Linked DNA regions of Homo sapiens: region 1 is linked to region 2. Evidence: chromatin contacts called from ENCODE Hi-C or POLR2A ChIA-PET data. All regions are on one chromosome and are shown on one strand. Each heading gives the region's core, a stretch centred on a gene start or an enhancer-like site at or near the end of the contact. The rest is flanking DNA. Distances are from core to core; before and after follow the strand shown.

Region 1 (3,245 bases), core at 726-3,225, 76 kb before region 2:
GGGGCTGGAGGATCTTAAGACTGCACACTCACATGTCTGGTGCTAGCTGTTGGCAGAAGGCCTTACTTCGTTCCCATTTGGCCTCTTAGAGTGTCTTCACAGAGCTGCTGAAGTGTCTTTATTTGCATAGCAGCTGGCTTTTCCCAGAGTGAGAGATGTAAAAGGCCAGAGGAAGTGGCAATGTCTCTTATGAGTTAGCCTTAGCCTTACAGCGTTCTGTTGGTCACTGATTCAGCATGGGAGGAAACTACACAAAAGTGTGGATATTGGGAGGAAAGTATCACTGGGGACCATCTTGGAAGCTGGCTGCCACAGCTACTATTATTATTAGTATCTGCCAATAGTACTAATAAATTATGCACATATTTTAGATGATATAGCAACATGTAGATCATATAGTTTTCAAAAATGAATTAGTACCTGGATTGGAAATTTTGAAAATTTGTGATTTAAAGTATTTAAAACATGTATTATTATTATTTTATTTTATTTTTTTCGAGACAGAGTCTCACTCTGTCACCTGAGCTGGAGTGCAGTGGCACTATCTTGGCTCACTGCAATTTCCACCTCTTGGGTTCAATCGATTCTGTTGCTTCAGCCCCCCAAGTAGCTTCAATTATAGGCGTGTGCCACCACGCCTGGCTAATTTTTGTATTTTTAGTAAAGATGGGTTTTCACCATGTTCACCAGGCTGATCTTGAACTCCTGACCTCAGGTGATCCACCCGTGTTGGTTTCCCAAAGTGCTGGGATTACAGGCGTGAGCCACCACGCCCAGCCAAAACGTATGTTATTTATTATCTTTCTATTCTGCGTGTTAAATGTACATTAATACATTATGCATATATCTTATTGGGGCAGTCTGTATGTAGTACTTTTCTTTTTACAAATTATTTCCCATATACTATCTCACAATTAACACTATGAAGTAGGTACTACTTTAATACACTCCTGTTTTGCAGGATAAGAAACTCAGAGATTAGTTAACTTGCCTTAGGTCAACAACACTGCTATAAAGTGGGATTTCAACAAGATCTTCTGATTCAAAAGTATGTGCTCTTTTCTCTACACTGTGCATCTGAGGTATTATAGAGTTCATATTTCCCTTCATGATAATGTCAAATATTATATAGGGATAAAAGTTCATTTTGTTCATTTGCTCTCTATTAAAGGCATTGAGGAGTCAGAGATCATTAGAAATAGAAGAAGCTATACGGGTCGTCTAGTTCACTGATTCCCAGACCCATGGCATCAGCATCACCTTGGAATTTGTTAGAAATGCAAATTTTCAGGCCCACCTCAGAACTATTGAGTCAGAAACTCTGGTGGGTGAGTGACAACCATCTGTGCTATAACAAATTTTCCAGGTGGTTTTGTGGCTGGCTAACATTGTAGAACCACTTAGTTTAACTAGCTTGAGGTGAAAGTCAACATGCATTTACTAAAAGCACCTATTAGGTGCCAGGTGCTTTCACTTGTGTTATTTGATATCATCCTTACAGTTCCATGCACAGGGGGATGTGAGAGCACAGAATATTTGGGGCATGGTGAGCAATACAGTAAAACTGGATCAAGGTTGTGAAAGAGCAGAGAGTGGGTGCTGAGAGAAATTTGCTGGAGAGGCTATAGGTGGCAGATTGGGGGTCAAAGAGATCTTCCACAGCAAACAGAAAGTTCTTGTCATCGGTCAGAGGATTCATGCTTGATGATTCCTTAGGGAACTGAAGAAATTATTAGAGCTTACTTTTAATCTTTGAACATAAGATATTTTTTACTGATATTTACTATGTGGATTGACAGAAGTGTCTTTGTTTGACCCCCATATCAGATGGTCAGATAGCCTACACTCAAAAAATCTTGAGATAGGAGGAGGCATTGTGCCCTTCTGAGGGGTTGACAGTGGACTGACTCACTTCTTTGTTTATGTTCAGCCAATTGTGAGCTTTTGTGGTTTTCTTGTGCCTGGGTAAGTGGATTTATTGATTACATGGTCTAGTTTTAACTAAATGAAACCTCATAATGGATATGTGGCTTTTAAAGAGTCCTATAAAGAAACCTCTGATTGAAGACTATGCTAGAAGATTATAGTGAATCCAAGTGAGCATAAAGAAAATGGCTGAACTGGTGTTTTTCCAACTCCCAACACAAGTTCATTGTCAGCCACGTTTCGAGGTAAAATCAATGATAATCTAATTAGATACGACATAGTCAATCTCCCATCCAAGTACTAACCAGGCCCAACCCCTCTTAGCTTCCGAGATCAGATGAGATCGGGCGCGTTCAGGGTGGTATAGCCATAGATGACATGGTCAATCTCATTGCTTTTGCTGAAGGAAAATTAGCAAAGGGTTTTTATGTGTGTGTATGTGCTTTTATGCAGCAAAAATAAAGTTTTCTGGACTATTCATGAATACATTAGATTTTAAACATTTAAATATTGTTTATTTTAATTTTATATATTTTAATATCTTGTGTATAGAAGTAGACATATAGATATATAATCTAAAGAATACACATATACTGTGTGTGCTGTACCTACATTTTTCTTACTTAAAGGGATGTAAGTTGGAGACCACCACCATAGGCACTGGGGAGCCATAGAAGGGTTTAAACAAGTTAGATTTGCATTTTAGAAAAATTCCTGGCTTCAGTTTGAAGGGTGGATGGAAATGAGGCAAAGAAACCAGGGTTTTGGATCCAAACTCATCAAATTGTATACATTAAATAAGTGAATTTTTTTGTGTATCAATTATACCTCATAAAGGCTATCTAAAAATTAATAAACAAATATAGTAGTGACCAGCTATAAAAGAAAGGAAGCAAGCAAGCAAGCAAGGACTTGGGTAAATTATATGGGGCTGAACTAAGTGTATTATTCTGCTCTGGCTGCCATAACAAAATACAATTGAAATTAATTTTCTCACAGTCTGGAGACTGGAAGTCTAAGATCAAGGTGCCAGTAGGGTTGATGTCTGATGAGAGCTCTCCCCTCGGGCTGCCTTCCCACTCTGTGTTCTTGTGGCCTTTCCTTGGTGCATGGGCATGGGGGAGAGATAGTGCAAACTCTTTGGTGTCTCTTCTTATAATGATATGAATTCTGTTGGATCAGGAACTCACTCTTATGACATCATTTAACTTCGATTACTTCCTTTGAGGCCTCATCTCCAAATACAAGCACACTGAGGGATGAGCAACACTCCAACTCAAAAAAAAAAAAAAAAAGAAAAAAGAAAAAAGCATAGTGTA
Region 2 (3,350 bases), core at 15-2,514:
TATACTTGTTTTTATTAATCTTTCTTAAATGTATGTATAGCTCACATTTATTATATTTCAAGGTTTAATATTAGAAGTGTTTTGGGTCTTTATTTAGATGTTTGATGTTTCGTGACCAGAAATATGCCATAGGAACTTATTTATATCAATTAGCCTACAGCTAAATTGATTTCTTTATATATTGTTTCCCTTAGTCACGGTTTCCAAGAATCTATCGATGACATTGAAGACTTACTGTATCTGGAGATGCAAACAGAAAATATCTAGCACACCTTCCCCCTAGCCTTGCCCTCCTCCGTTCTTTGTCTTGCAGTCATGAATGATCTTTCTAAAGCAGGAAATGATATTGTTCTGCCTCATCTGATGCATGTTGGTAGCTCCCCCTCTCTCAGGATAAAGTCTATACTCCTTAACATAAAATGCAGGGCTTAATAATTATCTCCAGTTCACCCCTCCAGTTTTAACTCTCGCCATTTTCCTCTCAACCTTTCCGGTTGAGCCATATGCAATTACTTTCAAACCTACAAGAGCATTCCTTTCTTTGACCTTTCTCATGTCCTGGAACTCTGCCTGGAATCATCCTTCTCCCCTTTCATTCTTCTTCACTTAACTAATTCTTACTCATCCTTTATTTATACATAGAAGGGGTTTCTCTTACCCAGCTAGATTTTGGGGGAATCTAAGCTCTGTTTCTGTGGCAATGCTTTTTTTTTTTTAGATGGATTCTCGCTCTTGTCACCAGGCTGGAGTGCAGTGGTGCAATCTCTGCTCATTGCAACCTCCGCCTCCCAGGTTCAAGTGATTCTCCTGCCTCAGCCTCCTGAGTAGCTGGGATTACAGGCATGAGCCATCACACCCGGCCAGTAGCAATGATTTTCTAAGTTCTGAAAGTAGTGGCATGTTAAGGCTGATATTTGGTAGTATTTTCATCTTTTATGCGGATTTTTTTTTATTCTCATGAGGTTCTAATTATATATGATAGGTACTTAGCCTACAAGGCGGTACTGAAAGTAATGAGTTGAGTTTTTAATGAGCTTATCAATATATAACTTCAAAGGGCTCATTTGAAAACCACTGAAACCTAATCTATATTCCTGGAATCTTGGGATGCTAAGATAGACTTCTAGGAGTCTTATTTACATTGAGAAATATGGGAGCTATTTCCCATATTTCCCAATGAGAAATATGGGAGCTATGATAAGTATTCCTTTTGGAAAGATGACTGGGCTCTGACAGACAGGAAATCAGTCACATGAGTGGAATGTAGACAAAACCTGCTTTTGGTCTGTGGGCTGAAGGATGAGAAGAAAATAAAATGTAATAAAGGTTTGTTTTTTCAAAACTATATAGTCATCTTCTATGTACCAGATAACATATTTTCTCCAAGTAGAAGTGAATTCACAATATTAAAGAACTTCTAGGCTGGGCACAGTGGCTCATGCCTGTAATCCTAGCACTTTGAGAAGCCGAGGCGGGAAGATTGCTTGAGCCTGGCCAACATGGTGAAACCACCCACCTCCCCCAAACTCCGACCCCCACAGAACCTCCCCACTTCCCCCACTCCGTCTCTACAAAAAATACAAGAATTAGCTGGGTGTGGTAGCACATGCCTGTGGTCCTAGCTACTTTGGGGGGCTTAGGCAGAAGGATGGCTTGAATCCCAGAGGTAGAGGCTGCAGTGAGCTGAGGTCGTGCCACTGCACTCCAGCATGGGCGACAAAGTGAGACCCTGTCTCAAAACAAAACAAAACCAAAACCAGAACAACATCTATTGAATGCTCCTTTGTCTGACTCTTTTTTTGACAACAAAACCCAAAACAAACAAACAAACAAACAAACAAAAAACCCCAAAGGCTCTCATAATGGAGGAACATGGGTGGTGGTTTAAAGGGAGATAGGATGTGTCCTGGCAAAATCAAGATGGAAAGTCTGCTTCTTCTTCCCCCTTAAGACCAAACATTCTTGTTGAAGAAGACACCCACTTCTGTGTCTCTAGCTCCACCTTGAGGTTTATCAAGAAATCACCTATTCCGGCCACAACGGGTGAATTAGGTTAAAAAGAGCCGAGATCTTTATGCTGTGCCAACAGCTCTTGAACTTGTACTTTGGGCCAGGCTCTGTAATAAGTGCTCTTTGAACATAATGACATTTAATCCTCACAATAATCTTATAACAAATGTATTTTATAATGAGGAAAATTAAGATTAAGAGAGTTTCAAGAATTCAGGACTGGTATAAGATCACACAAGTGGCAGAGTCAGGATTTGAACCCAGCATCTTCTAGGCCTTCGTTTTCGTTCACAAGTGTCTGTGTATACACTCATGTGCACATCTATCACACATGTTTTTCTTTTCCTTTACAACACACCTGTACATCAATCATTTTATTTAATTCTCACAACAACTCTATTAAGTGGGAATTAATATCCCTTTTTGGAAGAAGGTGAGGCTTAGAGAAATAACCTAATTTTCCCTAGGTCATATGGCTCTTAAGCAGTGAGTTTAACCCAGGGCTCCTTTCTCAACTATATGAATAACATGCAACTTCTCAAGCTGACTTGTGATGACTCCTCACAACTTCTTGTCAGTAGCTCCTTGATATTACCAAAGAATTCATCTGAAGACTTGCAAAACCCCCTACTTTAGGAGTGACACTGTAGAACATAATGTCCAAACAAGACACATGTACAATGAGAAGAGTACAGTAAAGCAACATTAAGACGTGGATGAGGTGGGGCACAGTGGCGCACGCCTGTAATCCCAGCACCTTGGCAGGCTGAGGTGGGTGGATCACTTGAGCTCAGGAACTCAAGACCAGTCTGAGAAACATGTTGAAACCCCGACATTACAAAAAATACAAAAATTAGCCAAGGATGGTGGTACACATCTATAGTCCCAGCTACTCGGGAGGCTGATGTGGGAGGATTGCTTGAGCTGGGGAGACAGAGGGACTTGGATGCTATAGGAGATTGACTAGGCTGATTTACTTTTCCCACATTTTCCCACAGACCAGCATCATGGTGCATGATCTAAACTGGCCCTGTAATGTTAAAAATTATTCCAGGTCAGGGACCACTGGGGTTCATCACTTTTGATTAATGGAAATGAATATTAATATTAAATCCATTAAATTCAAAATATATTTAGTGATGGTATGCTCCTACTGCTTGAATTTGCATTTTCTTTCTTTTTTTGTGTGATGTCCTCCTTTTGCCTGCAAACACTTTCTGTCCTTCTGCCAATGAAACAGAAAATTTGAGAGTTGTGAGATAAATGGTAACACCAAGTGCTGGAGGAAAGAAGACAGGTATCTGTCTGTACCTGGAGAGCAGGAGAAAGTTTAGAAACAG

Evidence for each region. A loop is a pair of places that touch in the nucleus more often than their neighbours do. ChIA-PET counts read pairs that join two places held with the same protein, here RNA polymerase II (POLR2A). Pooled maps may share reads with other maps.
Region 1: a loop to region 2 is called in a pooled map, with 1.9 times the contacts of the local background. The contact joins two enhancer-like sites. A Hi-C loop is called at or near these places in 1 of 168 maps with a recorded cell type or tissue (adrenal gland) and 4 of 50 pooled maps. POLR2A ChIA-PET finds 5 or more read pairs at or near these places in 9 of 52 experiments (AG04449, AG04450, BJ and 6 more).

Annotation. Positions count from the first base shown.
Region 1 is chr1:51,972,466-51,975,710 of GRCh38, reverse strand. All of the region lies in intron 2 of RAB3B (RAB3B, member RAS oncogene family), which reads left to right. It also overlaps the pseudogene RNA5SP48. Among named protein-coding and RNA genes, the nearest start is that of RAB3B, 17 kb to the left of the region's middle. Within about 2 kb of position 1,975, at least 2 of the 41 ENCODE cell types and tissues checked have a DNase peak (open chromatin) inside an H3K27ac peak, as active enhancers do.
Region 2 is chr1:51,895,690-51,899,039 of GRCh38, reverse strand. No RefSeq gene overlaps it. Among named protein-coding and RNA genes, the nearest start is that of NRDC, 19 kb to the right of the region's middle. RefSeq lists an enhancer at 514-1,713. Within about 2 kb of position 1,264, at least 4 of the 41 ENCODE cell types and tissues checked have a DNase peak (open chromatin) inside an H3K27ac peak, as active enhancers do.